Regions from separate parts of the Mus musculus genome. Here region 1 is linked to region 2. The links are chromatin loops, found by intact Hi-C in ENCODE. Cell type or tissue: left cerebral cortex. All regions are shown on one strand. Region 1 has its middle 94 kb from the start of Gm40302. Region 2 has its middle 230 kb from the start of Ppargc1a.

Region 1 (8,000 bases), 260 kb before region 2:
CTGTCTCTGAGTCCATTGAAAGTGATTTACCAGTTTCATGTTAAATATATGGGACAGTTGGTCTTGCGACAGCAATGCAATTATTCTGGAAAAGAATTTTCAGTATGAAAATAAAAGAAAGTTAAAATAGTCATAATTTACTGCTCCCGAGTATGGGGCAGCTGTTTTCTGCCTCGATCTGTATTCTAATAAGTCTTTTAAATGAAGAGATTTATGAGATTATTTTAATTTTGATGTCTTTTTAATGCTTCATGCATTTTAAATACAACCTTTTAATAGTTTTTGAGATTGAAGAATTTAATTTTGTTTTATACTGCAGAAATAAATGTATTCTCAGGAGACCACACCACGATTGTGGTTTTTTTCCTTTGTGAAATCAGCACGCCCTCCGCATACAAGTCAGTTGCTAACCAGACCCTGTAAAGTCAGATCCGCAACTAAGTCTTTTCTAGGTGGGGTGGAACTAGCAGATGAGAAGAAAGAATGTGTGGCTGTGGTGGATTTCATCCTTTTCATTTGATTAATTAAGTAGTTAATTGATTACTTGTGTGTGATTGTGTGACGGTCTATTTGGGTGTGGGTGTGGGTGTGGATGTGGGTGTGTGTTTAGAGGTCAGAGAAACTCTTTGGGAGTTGGTTTTTCTCTTCTACCTTGTTTCCAGGTGTGTGTGTGGGGTGGGGCAGAGGTAGGTCTCTATCATTTCTGCTGAATATGCAACATACTGCAGGCATGATGACCTGTGAGCTTTCAGCCAGGTCTCCTGTCTTCACCTCCCCATCTTGCTGGGATTATAGATGTACACTGGCACTTCTGGTTTTTTCTGGGATTGACCTTGGATCAACAGGCTTGTGAGGCCAGGCCTTTTGTCTATTGAGCCATTTCACTGGACTGGAATAGATTTCTCTTTAAAAAAATATTATTTACTAATTATTTTATTCATTTACATCCCAAATGTTGCTCCCCTGCCAGTCCCCCTTACAGAGTTCTCCCCGCCCCTCTCTTTTCCCCTTTGTCTCTGAGAGGGTGCCCCCTGCTGGACTGGACAAGCCCCCCCCTCCCTGGGACATCAAGTCTCTACAGGATTAGGTGCATTCTTTCCCACTGAGGCCAGATAAGGCATTCCTCTGCTACATATGTGCTAGGAGCCTCAGTTCAGCCCATGCACGGTCTTTGGTTGGTGGCTCAGTCTTTGGGAGCTCCCAAGGGTCCAGGTTAGTTGACACTGTTAGTCTTCCTATGGTGTTGCCATCTCTGTTAACTCCTTCAACCCTCCCCCTAAGTCTTCCATAGAGGTCCTAGACTTCTGTCCAATGCTTGTCTGTGAGTGTCTGCCTGTTCCGTCAGCGGCTGATAGAGCCTCTCGGAGGACAGCCATGCTAGCTTTCTGTCTACAAGCACAACATAGATTTCTTAATGACTTATTGATCAACATGTCTCATTGATTAATTAGACATGTTGGTGTCTTATGTTGAGGGTTGGGGTTGGTTTGGGGGAGGCACAAAGTCAAACTCTGATCATGGTTGTGTGTAAAATAAAACTGCTAAGAGCTGCATTCAGAATATGAGAGAATTGAGAGATGGCTCAGAGGCTGAGTGTGTGCTGTTCTTGCAAAGTTTGCCTGAGTTTGCTTGCTGGCTCCTACATCCCGAAGCTCACAGTTACCTGTAACTGTAGCTCCGGGAGAGCCGACTCATTTTCTGGATTCTGGACCTCATGGGATTATGAAGAATATTCATCCAGAAATGGTATTTTTTAAAAAAATAACAACCTTGTAGTGAAATTGCATTCATGTACAAAGACATACACACACACACACACACACACACACACACACACACACACACACGCGCGCGCATAATTAAGAATAAAATAAAGTATTTGCTCTCGGAACTGAAGAGACTGCTCATCAATGGGAGCTCACAACCATCCGTACGTAGCTCTAGTTCAAAGGGGTCCCGTGTCCTCCTCTGACCAGAGGCACTATGCATGTATGCAGTACACAGATATACATGCAGGCAAATATTCACACCCATAAAAAAGAAATCTTAAAAAAGTTAAAAAAAAACCTCCCACAGTATTATGAATAATATTCACCCAGAAATGTATTTTTAGAAAAGTATCAACCTTCTAGTTAAATCAGATTTTTAAGAACTTTGTAATAATACTAAACTCTCATAGTCAGCAGATAAACCATAGGTTTGGGTACCCAAACATTTGAAGTACTCCAAGATGCCTAGAAGATGCAGATACAGGAATTACTCCTTTCTCCTAATATTTTCAAGGCACTATGAATCACAGTCTTAAGTTGCTTCAGCCATCTGTACATGTTCTAACTGGAGGCCCTAGGAAGTCATGACTCTTTGATCTCCTATCATGCATGTCAGAGACGTCTGAAACACAGGCGCTCTTAAATCTACCTCCCCCCCCCATCCCTGACTTTCTGTTTCTCTGGCTCTCTGTCTTTCTGTGTCTCTGTCTGTCTCTTGTGTTGGGTCTAGAACCCAGGACCCTAAGCACATGTGCACTAATACTCTACCACTAGGCACTCTCTCTAAAGAGGAGTGACCAAAACCCAAAGGTTACGAAAAACACCATCCCAACAATAGCTAATACCAGGAGCTGTGCTCCAGATGAACTGCTAAATGCAAAAGAATAGAATAAATCAGCGTACCTAGTATCCTCTTGATGAGTGAATTGTGTTTGAAGACAACAAAGGCTCAAGGTGCTATGATGTGCATGGAGGGATATATGTTCTCATTTGAGGTAGTTATGTAAGAACACAAACACAGCCTGGTGTGATGGCATATGTCTTTAAACCCAGCACCTGGGAGGCAGAGGCAGGCAAGATCTCTGAGTTCGATCGAGGCCAGTCTGGTGCACAAAGTGACTTCCAGGACAGCCAGGGCTGTACAGAGAAACCCTGTCTCGTAAACCAAAGCAAACCAAACACAAATCGTGTACATGGAGAAAATATCGGATAGAGACCAGTCAGTGACTGGAAATCAGAGTGAGTTGTTACCTTTCCACATAATTTTCTATACAAAAGGGGTTTTTGTATATAGCTCTAGACAGGGTGAAGTGCATATACTTCTATAAAGCGATTTGCAAAAGCAGTCAGGATTTATTCTTTAAATTGCTAAAAAATCCTCCCTTTTGTTGTGATCATAGTCTTTTTCAAACAGTGATCTTTTAATTTGTATTCGAGGGAGAAGAAGTGGAAACTTCCTGTCCTGGGATTCAGATCTCATTCCCCAGCTGCACCCACAGGCCTGTCTGAGAAATAATCACATCCCAGGGCTCCCTGGATCTGCCTGCTACAATGAAGCTTACAGACTGCTGCAGCTTTTTGCAACTTGCTACTTCAGTCTTTTTCGCTGGGGAAAAAAAAGTTACTTACAAGTCATGCCTTGGTTAGTGATTACCCCAGTTTTACAGTACCATTAAAATCCCTAAACCCATCTAAATGGCTTTGTCAACAAAAAGGCAGATCATAAACTCCCAACCAGATTTCTCTCCTCTATATCATGTCATGACAGTTGATACTATCTAGTCTGCAATTTGTAGTTTTGGAGCAGGACCTCTCTCATCCCATAACTAACATCTCTATTTTAGGGGAAGCCTTCAGTTGATTTATTTTTCTGGACCTCAGTTTTCTAAGCTACCTGATGGGTCTAAGACTTGATTTTTCAGGGCTCTCCTGAAGTTATAAGATGCAAATGATAGTGTGTATGCAAATGATGGTGTGTATGCAAATGAGGGCATACATTCAGATAGTGGTATGCATTCAAAAGGTATAATAATCATGGCTGTTGTCCTTATTTCTGTTATAATTATTAGTTGTAATATGAACAGGCTTTCTCAAGGCCAGAGCTCCAATTTTCCCGGAATCCCTGTAGTTCCTAATAATAATAGCAGCTAACATTATCAGTGTGCTTATTTTGTTCCAGACATATCTCACATTGCCCTGCATGCATTAATCTCACTTAATATCTACAAGACCTCCAGAGAGGGATACTCTCTATTTTGCCAATGAGGAATCCGAAGCACAGATCATCTCTGCAGCTCACGGTGGGTCTCCAAGCTAATAATAACAGAGCTCAGATTTGAGCCCCTCTGACTTGCAGCCCTCTTGTAACTATTGAAATCCTCTGAACTAGTAAGCGGAAACATCTGTTTGATGAGACAGTACTGTCAGGTATAAGAAGTTTAGTATCTTGAAAATGTTGGGATGCAGACCTCGCTCTCCTGAATCCCCTAAGGTTAAAACAGGGCCCATTGCTAACATGCTCTTTCTAAGTCTACCTAAGGCTCCTCATTAGAGCATCTTAAAATTTTAGTTGAAAATAGTTTAAAAATAAAATCACCACAGACCCAAAGCAAGTCAAGAGTTGAGGACACTAAGAGTTTATGCTAGAAGTGTCTGCCATCTTGGTTTTCAGAAAAGTTGATGAAAAAGACTGAAAGCTATTTGCAGACAACGACGTATAGATAACAGGGTACCTAGCAATGATGCTTCAGTGAGTCATCCTGCATGTGGGTAACTCCATTTAACCTTGACTCAGTTCTAAACAGGGCTCACAGTCTACGGATGAGTCACCGTCTACAAATAGTCTACAAACATGTTTAGAGACTTTTTTTTTCTTTTTTAGAATTCTTTTCTTACTTAAGACGACTTCCTTCCTATTGATTTCTTCCCTAGATTATCCTCCCATTTACCCTCAACTTCCTTTCTTCCGAATTTCCCTTCTCCTCCTCCTTCTCTTCTCTCTTCCTTCTAAATTCTGGATGGTCTCGTGAGAACGTTGAGGGGAAATTTGAAAAAAAGCAAGGAAAATAATTCTTATTCCTACAACATAGCTCTTTTTTTATTGCTTTGAGTTTGCATATTATTTTATCTTTAGGAAATTTTTTGGTTTGCATACATAATTTATAATTATATGATTGCGGTCGAAGTGAACAAACAATCTTACTCAGCTTTGTTTCATGCATTTAATGAGTGTGCATTATTCCATTAAGCTGAAGTCCATAATTTATGTTGTCTTTTTCCATTGCTGATTTTTTTGTTGTTTCTAAGGTTTTGTTCTTTTAGGCAGTGAACGTGTTTTTGCACTGGGCTTTTGCCTCTGCCAAAGTTCCTAACATTAAATCAAATACTTCTGTGTCTAAAATGAAACTTTTAAAAATTTGGTCCAAATTTCCTCAACTATTGATGCTACACAAATGGATTTTTACCCAACCAGCTTCATGTCTACTTAATGTTGTAAGAATTATTCAGTTAATTTAATCTTCACTGCTTGGCACCTGATTTAGGAAAAACTAATTCAATCCTGCTTACAAATTATTTATAGCAATAACTGAATTCTTTATATTAGCCATTTTTTTTCAGTGACCTGGTAGCATCAACATTTAAGGTAAGACTTTAGAAATTGAATCTCAGGATTTTTATAATTAACAGTTGACTGTACGCATAAGTGTTAGCTAGATGATTCTGACATTTTAAGAACAAGCATTTGGACATGTCTGGGTATATCCTTGTTTTGTGACTACATGATTGTGTTTTCTCTCCTATATCCTGTGTCCACTGCAAAGGCTGCTGACTTCTTCCCCAGTTCACGATGACGTTGGTAGAAGCAGTTGGTCTATTCCTACTTTTCTTAAATTGGAACTAGCCCTTCATCTATACATCTGTAATTGCACCAGTAATGGACAATGAGGATTTGCATTATCAAACATTTCTGGCTTTGTCTCATTTGATTTCTGACTGCATTTCGTTCCCTGAAAATCTCTACTCCTCAGTTCTCACCGTCTCAAACTTTGGCATTCCCATCTTGGTCACTTTTGCTGAGTCTGTGTCTTTGACTCATTGTGGGAAGTAACCAGTCTGCACTCCTCAATTTGCCCTGCATTCTACAACAATCCATCCCTACACTACACACACATCCACACACACACATCCACACACTCATACACACACTCACACTCTTACACACTCCTCACTTTCCCCTGCCTTCTGCCCATATACACAGGGCTTTGCGCTCTGTGTTTTCAAGCCTGTTTTGTACCCTTTGCATCTGTGGGTTGCATACCAGTTCTTGTTGGCTACTGTTTACTTTTAATGGGGATAGGTAGAATCTTCTTTGGTTCTATACTTCCCAAGTCTAAAGCTGCCTTTGCTCAGATCTTACTCAGATAATGCTAACACTCTCCACCCGGTTACCTTGTCTAGAAACCTAGACATTATATCATCCAGTTTCTCATTCTCTAACATCTAACCCAGCACCCAGATATACTTATTCTGTTTAGAGTTGGCCTTGAACCCTCCTCTTTTCTTTATTGTCCCATTGTTTCTGCCTCGGATAAGATTGTGGAGCGTCACTAATTTGTATCCTTGGATGTAGTCTTACTTTTTTCCAATTGTCCTCCTGCTTTAGCTGGAGTGAGTAAAATTACTCATTGAATCCCCTCACACTATTGAGCTGACCTTCCCGCCTCCACAGAAGCCTCCTCATGTCATCTGGAAGGGATGCTGTTGACTCTTGCACAGTAGTCAGATTCTGTGACCAGCCATGCACTGTCTCCATTAACTTCTAAGAATCTTGGCTGTGCTCTGCCACAATGGCTCTCCTTGAGTTTCCATGCATCTCTCGGTTCTGTGACCTAGAATGGTATTTCTTTTGCCTTGCCTGTGCTGTCCTCACTAAGCTCTTGGCCCCCTTGTAAGATGTAGCTCTGAGGTCTTGAGGACAAGAAGCATGCTCCTGTTTTCCTGTAAATAAAATTCATGCCCTGCAATTTAGAAAACAAAGGAAAGCACTCTCACCCACAGACTGGTCCAAGCTTCTAGTCTCAGCTGCTGGAGAGGCTGAAGGAGAAGGATTGGAATCACAGGTTTGAGGCAAGCTTGGAGGAATTAGCAAGATCCTGTTCCAAAACAACATTCAAACAAAAGGACTGAATAGGTAGTTTACCAACAGAGAGGTTATGACAGATGCCCAAGGCCTTGGATTCAATTCTCAGCACTGCAAAAAGCAATCAAAACCCACTTTATATTTCATCATGAGCCCATGTATCCTAAGCTGGTCTTGAATTTACAAAAACAGTTAAGGATGACCTCTTGTCTCCACCTTGAAACGGCTGTGATTATGATGGCAAACCATCACCATTGCTTTTGTGTGGTGCTAAGACCTGAATCCGGGGCTTTCATGCATGCTGGGCAAACGCTCTAGCCACTGCACCAACCTCTGTAACTATTTATGTAGAGATTCTTTTGAACTTTAAGAGAGGGAATGTTTCATGAAAAGCCTCGCTGTGTATTTAAAAAAATATAATTTCTAATGAGTGCATTATATTTGACAATATCATATCATATAGATATACCATAATTTATTTAACCACCCCTCATTGATGCATGCTTAATTTTTTCAATTTCAATATGCTAATGCTTCATTGAATAGCCTTTATTGATATTTAACAGATTTTATGAGATAGAAGAGTACAAGGAGGATTGATCATAAGTTTAATTTTTTTCGAACTTTTACTGAGTCAGTCAAAGAGAGATTTGTTTGTAAAGCAGCAACTGCTCGGTGTATTAAAAACTTTGTTAACCCTTTAGATTTTTTCACAGTGTTGATAATTATACATGTTTAAAATATATAACCATTTCTGTCAATCAAACAAAGTGTGTTAGGAGTGTTGCTAAGGGAAACCCCAGCTTTCCCGTATTCTGATTGTGCGGCAATATAGCTTTTTATGTAACCAGTTCATATTTGTGAAGTGCTTTGAAGATGAAAGCTATTATGTAAAGGCAAAATCACTTCATAAAAATGTTACACATAAGATACAAAAATCCATAGACAGGCTCTAAGATTTTCAAAGTAACATCAACTCTTTCATGTAATCATTTATAACCACCGTCTTTAGACTAGTAATCCAGCATTCATTTATAGATTATTCTCAGAGTATTTTAGTGTTATCTATTGCAGTGAAATTGTTTTTCCAG
Region 2 (8,000 bases):
GAGATGCTATTTAAAATATATAGCTGTGGATGAGGCTGTGGTGTACTCTTCTCTTGTGTCATTCCGGGCTGTTCGGAAGGAGCAGAGGGCACAGGTGACTGTCCTGGCAGCGTAGCTGCTGGGGTTGAACTAGTATCGTCCGCATCTCTCACTCAGTGGTGCTTGTCCACACTCAGTGTTTCCTACAGATTCCATTTTCCCCATGGCTGTGTCCAGATAAGGCTCATTCTGAGACCTGTCACTGCCCACCAGCTCCTGAGGGCGGGCTTGGCTACTATCCTAACTTGTTGGAGAAACAGCACTAGAGGGAAGAAGTTTCCCTCCAATCTAGAGGTCCTTGTTTTTTTCTGGGCAGGATTTTCTTGGTCACAGCAAATCCCACAGGGACTGACTATTGGCATGTGACTGGAAGCCCTGGCATTTCAGATACACTGGGGTCCTAGTGATATAATGCTGACTTCTGCAGTCCTCTGGCCAGGAACATAGTCCCCTGCTCTTTGGGAATAAGGCAGAGTATACCAGAATGGTGACCTGTGTGCTCAATTCCTTCATGTGTGTTGTTGCAGGGAAGCTGAGCACAGAAGAGCCCGATGACCTAGTTTGACCCTGGCTTTGCTATATAGTTCACTCAGGTGGCTAGAATGGAATACCAAAGTCTGGGAGCAGCCAAAAAAAAAGTATCTCTTATCTTCTGGAGATGGAGACACCCAGAGCACAGTCATTTCTTCTTGCTGTGCCTTCTTGCTGTGTTCTTCCATGGTGAAAAAGAAGATCCGTCTCTCTCGGGTCTCTTTAATAGTAAGGAATCCCGTTCATGGGGCCTCTGGCCCTATAGCTGACAGGCTTCAAGAAAACTTAACTTGATGTGATTGTTACCGAAAAGAGGCTAGAATGAGGGGTTTCTAGAGTCAATTAACTGATGGCTGAGAGTGGGGGTGGGGTTAGAACCACTCTTACTATGGACAGTGCCATCCCTTGGACTTTGAAACAAGAAGGTATGAAAATGAGGAAGGGAACTAGACAGCATCATTCATCTCTCTCCACTTCCTGACTGTGGGTGCGACGTGGCCAGTTGCCATCCATACACACCTGCCGCCCTGCCTTTACCACTAAGATGAACAAAGCTACTACCACAACCTGTGAGCCAACATAAACTCTTTTTTCCTTAAGTTGCTTTTGCCAGATATTTTCATTCTCTTAGAGGAATGAGAAAAAAAAAGTGAATTTACTCTCTAGTACCCTGTGAGTTAGGATTTCAGCTTATAAATATTGGAGTGGTGGTGGATGTATTCAGGCTCTGGCAGCCATTTAATAGCTGTGTGACCACTCATACATCTTTACTTTTCCAGAATCTCGATTTTCTCATGTATGAAAAGGGGACAACATTCATGTTCAAAGTCATTAGAGGGAAACATGAGATATTGTTTATAAAGGAGGGGGTCAGTAAACCTTGATTGGGAGCCTGGAGCTGTTGCCTCTTTGGGGAGCCAAGGAGTAAGGAGTGTGTCTGAACCAGCCCTACTCCATCCCTTCTGGGTGGCTTGGATGGGGAGGAACTGGTGATGGGGTCTGGAGTCTGTTTCTTCAGTCCTCCAACTGGCTGAATCCAGAATGTCCAATGTATTCATACCGACATACACTTACACGCTTTCACAGAGTTGTTTACAAAGATTACACATAACACACACACACACACACACACACACACACACACACAAGCCCTGAAACATTACAAGCTTTTCGATTTGTATTTATTTTTGCCTGTGAGAAGTTTTGTTTGCTTACTGGCTCTAGCTACCTGGCATTGGTTCTTATATTGTTCTCAGGCTTGTTGGAGTATCATTTGTCCCAGGGATATTTGGAACCTATGAAAGGTACGTAAACCAGGCAATGTCTTTCAGATGGACACATGGGGTGAATCTAAGAATCTGGGAGTCAGACATGGGTTTGGGTGGGACTTATGAGATGGAGGTTGATTTGTGCCTTCAGTCACATTCCAAATCAATTAATACATTCATTTTCCATTTACTGCTTGTCCCTATTAGAGACCTTATTATCCAAATAAGTATATAAACTGACTTCAGTTTATATACATGGGTGCATACATACAGATGAATGTATGGATGTATGTACATAGGTATGTATAGACATATATATGTTAGTTGTATATTGTATGTCACAAAATGTGTGGATAAATGTATATGCTATGTTATTGTGAGGTTGGGCAAGTCTCTATTTTTAATTTGGCTTGTTAAAATGGTGAGGTGCCAATGAGGAAATACTCCATTCAGGTCTCTCTCTTGATGCTTTTTCACCTCTAAGCAGCTCCACCCCTCTTGTGGCCACTGAGAAAAACTTTGTCTCTTGTGCTTTTGTTATTTACAACTGAGCAATGAGAAACCCCCTACCTTCCATCCTCAGGTCTTCGGAAACAGTTAAGAGCTGTGGAGCAGGCTTTGTGTGCTACTGGGGAGATGCAGAACAGGAGAGCCAGAGGGCCTTCCTCTTTCCAACTTAACTCTTCCATGGAGAGTCTTTGTTGAGCCAAGGCGAGGGCAGCATGTAGGGAATGAGAGAGGAAGTGTCCCTGCCTCATCCCCTTTTGTTTGATCAAAGTCTTTTGGAGAGGTTTCGCTGCCTCTGCATAGGAACGCAGGCTCGGCATTCTGTTTTATGTCGAGACAATGCAGAGTAGAACACCTCTCCAATGACTGCCTGATAAAGGAATAAATTGACTGTACAAGGTGATGCGTTTGATAGGTCATTCTTGCCGATGCACTAGAAACACCTTCTATTAAGAACAAAATGAGGACAAATTTGTTATGCACCTTCTGTTATTTTTAGATTGCATTGACATTTTTTCCCCCTCCAGGTTGGAGCCTATTATTCTGGACTTCCTAAGAAAACAGCAGTGACTTAGAGAGCATTTCATTGTGTTGACCTCTACTTAATTTTCTATGCAAGTGGAAAAAACGATTACAGAAGGCCAATCAACACTTTAAATATCCCATGTGTATATGTTATGCTTATAAATAGATGTGGATATAGAGTTTGAATGTATTTTTATCAGCCTATGTAAGGGTAAAGGGCTTATTAAATATATATGTCTATATTTATCTGTTTCAGAGAAGAGGGGAAAATGGTTCATTTAAGGACCATTGTGGTTCAAAAGACCACGTGGCTGCTCAAATGTTAAAACGGGATAGTGTTCTAAAAATAATAATATTCCGCTGTGGTTTGCTTTTGGTGAGAGCTGTGCGTAGGGCAATTAGGCAGCAGTACGATTCTTCTAACAGTTCCTCTCTGGCAGAGGGCACTGACAGAGAGTTGAGCTGAAATCCCCACAAGGAGACCCAGGCTTGGGAAACAGCACCTTTGAACGTTTGGGGAATCTTTCTTTGAATTTTCTTCAAATGCTCAAACTGTGAGAGGGTGGGTTCCACAGCTGTTCCTTGTAGCTTCTCCATGGCAGGCTGATGGGAAAATCAGAGAGCTGCCTTGGCCCATAAATAGCAGGAAGGTGCTCTGTTTTGAAATGCCTGTGTAGCTCATTGACTGTGCACATTATGACTGGGATGCTAATGGTTTCTGTGGCCTGCAGGTGACAGGAAGATTTCTGCAGGCAGGGCTTTGTTGTAAATCCAGTCTGCTGCTGCCTCTTCTGGATCAGAGGATTAGAGGTGCTTTCCAAGTTGTGATCTTGGCCTTTTTGAGTTACGGTTAAGAGAAGCAAGATGAATGACCAGCCAGCCTCCCACAGCTGGTGCTCCCAGCCCTCACAACTCCAGAGGCTCCACACAAAGAATCTAAGCTGGAGCAATCTGGGAAGCAGAACAGAGGTTCAACTTGTATGCCTTGTAAAGTTTCTACTAAAGTGGAGACTCTAGCCAGGACGTTGTTGAGAAGCCCCTAGAACTTTGTGGCCATGTTCTAGAACCATGGAGACCATGATGCTAATTCATACAGCTTCATAGGTCTTCCTTAGTAATATCACTGATTATTAAGAGAAGCTCATTGTATCCTGTTCCTGCCAAGGGCCTTTTCATTCCACAATGTCCTTGTGACTATCATCTAGCCTTATCCTCATACCAAGAAGTAGATATTTCTGGAAGAGGCAGTGCTCACTTGAGAAGAGCCGCTGAGCTTTCGTGACTGTCATGGTGTGCCAGGTACTACTGAAAGCTAATAGCAAGGAGAAATTCTATGCCTATTAGCCTCATGGGCCAGAGAGATAAGAAGACTCAAAACTAATATACATGTAGGAGCTGTTTTCTTTATAACCTGTTAAAATAATTTTAAGGGGGCAGAGGAACTTTTCCTCGGTTGCTCTCTCTTTCTCTCCCCTTCTTTTTTTGTTTTTGTTTTTTTTTTTGTTGTTGTTGTTGTTATTTGATGTTTCGAGGTAGAATCTCATGTATCCCATGGTGGCCTAGAGCTGAACCTGTTATGCATCTGACAAACTTTAACTCCTAATACTGCTGCCTCCACACCCTAGTGCTAGCACTCTAGGGGTCTGCCACCATGTGTGGCTTGTCCCTCTTCTTGTGTTGAACTGGGCAGTCTAGGGAGGCAATGGTGATAAGCAGAGAAAGCAGGGTATACCTGGAGTGTCCTTGCTGCTTCTTTTCTTGAGTCCCTTATTAAATAGTCAAGGCCACTGTGCAGGCTTGTCATGGCTGTTCGCTGCTATTAGTTCTGTTCTATCCCACAGAAATCAGGCACAGAGCGAAGCTCAGGGCCCTGAAGCAGGTAAAGGCATTGGTGGGATTTGAATGTAGACCATTTGATCTTTGAAAACTACAAACCCTTCTGTTTAGGGTGAAATGACTTACTTTAAAATCCCAAAAGCCTCGAGGGTCACCCTTGCTCAGTACAGACACAATCCTTTTGGAGGCATGGGAAGCTTTCATTCCTCTCATTATTTACCAACTTTGCTGGGCAGGTGCAGTCATTGATTTTTCTTTGTTTGTTTGTTTGTTTTTTAACTTTCTGAAGGCTGGATTAGAAGCCAGATGGGGAATGTATTCCAGTTCTGAGAGTGGACTCCCCTGCACTACCAGAAACTCTGTACCGGAGAACACAGCATATTCCTTTGACCAACGAGCTGGCTATGGTCAGAAGGGATAGGGTTAGAACCTTGAAGGCATGACTCTTCCAGGCCTTTTATACAATCCCATCTAGATTTCATCCACGATAAAAGTGGAGCTATGAGAATTAGTCTGCTCATTTATTAATGTCCCCTGTCTCCTTCCTATAATTGCTGTTCTCTCCGAGCCTTTATGAGCACCACTCTTTCTATTTCTTCTGCCAAGTTGGCCCTCCTCCTTGTGTCTTTGCATTGGCTGTCTGACATTCTCTTCAGCTCCTAGGTTAGCATTCACATTAAGAGCCTCCATTGTGTTGCCCTGTGCTCTTCGTAGCAATTTATTTCTTTTCAAAACAATCTTTATATTTGTCTAGCTCTCAAAGATCTGCAACGCCAAACATACCGAGTGCCAGATCTTGAAAGTGGAACATGACTAGTTAATGACATAATCCTGTGTGCAGATCCAGGCCTGAAGCAGGTGAGGCATTGGAAAAACACCTGTTGAGACAATGAATACAACAATGTCTAGCTATGTTATCTACGTGGAGGGTTATCCAAGATCAAGGGATGAAAAGCCAGCAGCACAAACCATTGTAATATCAAGCAGAACAGGACAAACTCCATGCTCAGTGTAGGCCACTCAGATGTTCTGATGTGCTCTAGCAAAAATCTGCTTGGGTAGCTGCACCAAGCCTGCCTCTGTCAGATCTGATAACCACGATGTAAGATAATAGCTAACTCAAAATTAAAAAGCCTCTTCTACACATTATCCACCCAGTAGTGCTGGTAGGTTTCTTGGATGTGTGCTTGATTGGAATTGAATACAAATCAATGCCCAGTGAAGCCTGAGGCTCCCTTTAGATCTCAGGCAAAGCCTCAGGCCTCTGATCTCATCAGGAGGACAGCAGAGGGAGGGAGGCTGTACTAGGTGAGCCTTAGGAGGAGAAGGAACTGAAGTGAGCCATTCTGAAACTTCGCCAACAGTCAGGTGTGACATTGGTGTGACACCAAGGCCTCGTGGCTCTGGAAACTGCACAGCTGCTTGAAAGGCATCTCATGTGCTCTGCCATGTTTTCTTCGGGTTTCCTGGAAATGAAGTGGAGGCTGACTGATAATGTGCAGGATCTAAGAAGCCCTCTGATCCAGGAGAAACGCTCAAGATAAAGTTGGAGTTGAGATGTCCGTTTTCACACAGGTGGGATGGAGTGCACCACAATCCTCAGGGTTTTTTTTTTTTCTCCAAGCCAAAGGATTTCCCCAAGCACATGTGATCATCTCTGCCAGCCACCCTTCAACCAAAACATGTTTATTTAAATATTGTACCGTCCCCTCATGCACTTTTATTATTTACCGATTTAAAAAAATGTCATCATTCCTTTTCTTCTGAATTTTTTAAAGCGACAATTGTGCAATTAAATTACTGAATTCATTTATATTTAATTGTGCTTTTCGTTTTAATGTGCTATTGGACGACATTTCTTTCTGGGGCTGTTAGTTTTCCATGCAACACAGAGAATCTGAGGCTATATCAAGGAAATATATTACATGGGCAAGACAAAGTCTCATTAGTGTTATTTATAGCATGCCGAAACCTCATTAGGGGAAGGTATGCTGGATTCAAAAATGCATTACCGGGAACGCTTGATTTTTTTGTGCTGGAGAAATTGCTTTTATTGTGTTTCTTTGTCACAAGTATAGTGGCTACTGGACATTTTGGTTTCTTAAAGTATGAAATAAATTAAGTTAGAAGAAAAGAGTGATTAATCTGCTGGGAAGTATTGGCTCCTCATATAAGCAGCATAGGCTGCATATGGTTGTAAGGATTTCTGTTTGTTCATGTACCTTCTTCCCTGCCAACCGTTAATTTATAGCTTGTTTCACCTTGAACAAAAAAGCAATATTTTTCAGGGCAGTAGTTTGCATCTTAAGCAGTAATAATATTCTTTTAGTGTATTTCAAATCAGAGGTGAGTGAAACTTGAGGTACGGAGTCACATGTTGTCCAATTTAGGAAGGTCTGTCTTTCTAAGTGGCCATGTGTCTAGTCCAGTGTAAATATGTCCGTATGTGTGCTGAGAAGAGTGCAAATGAAGGAAGTCAGCAGTGAGTCCCTGTGTTATCCCTCTCAAAGGAAGATGTGTGCAGTATGTGTGCTGTGTACTGCACACATACTGCACACATGCGTGCACACATGCGTGTACATACATACTACACATATACTGCACACACGCTGCACACATACTGCACACATACTGCACACATGCATGCACACATGCATGTACATACATACTGCACACATACTGCACACACGCTGCACACATACTGCACACATGCGTGTACATACATACTGCACATATACTGCACACACACTGCACACATGCGTGCAAGCAGTGGTGGCCGCTCCTTGCTCAGTCAGCCTGATGTGCAGCTGAAGAGCCTGAGTTATGAAAGCTAAAACTGTTTTTCCCTTTGCTGGAGGGAGGGTGGCAGAAGTCACTCTGACTTCTCTTCTCATCACTAGTTTCTCTCCTCATTACCATCTGGCCTGTGGGTGTTGGTTGTCATTTGTCTTTTGGTGAAAGGCTCTTTCCCTTAGGTTTAATTTTTCACTATAAACTCAGAAAACGCTGGGAAATCTGTGGTCCCAAAGTTTATCACAGTTCAGCTATGGCATGGAGAAGAGAGGTTCTGGGCATCCCTTTCTGCTTATGTTCTTGGTTGTTTCTTATCATACTGATGGCCCCATGATTTCAAGAGAGCTGCCACAGCTCTAAGCATCACTTCCACATACCTTGGGTATTGGTAAACAGAGAGGCCAGGGCCAAAGGCTTGTGAGTTTTGATCTTCTTATTTTCTTCCATTGAGAGGAGGCCCTTCCTTTAAGTGCCACAGGTTTCTCCCTAATTTTCATTGGC

The links. Hi-C counts contacts between places; a loop is a spot of excess contacts. Peaks named below come from ENCODE experiments on the same cell type or tissue, not always from the same donor. Only the 100,000 strongest peaks of a DNase experiment are listed, where the experiment ranks them.
Region 1: it touches region 2 in a loop (3-fold over the local background); 4 of 42 quality-filtered maps call a loop at or near these places.

What each region holds. Positions count from the first base shown.
Region 1 is chr5:52,032,105-52,040,104 of GRCm38, reverse strand. It overlaps a transcript of Ppargc1a not described here. Among named protein-coding and RNA genes, the nearest start is that of Gm40302, 94 kb to the left of the region's middle. In left cerebral cortex, no CTCF peak of the experiment used is centred here; DNase peaks (open chromatin) are centred at 4,546 and 7,741; H3K27ac peaks cover 245 bases.
Region 2 is chr5:51,775,287-51,783,286 of GRCm38, reverse strand. It overlaps a transcript of Ppargc1a not described here. Among named protein-coding and RNA genes, the nearest start is that of Ppargc1a, 230 kb to the right of the region's middle. In left cerebral cortex, no CTCF peak of the experiment used is centred here; DNase peaks (open chromatin) are centred at 218, 3,396 and 7,628; H3K27ac peaks cover 407 bases.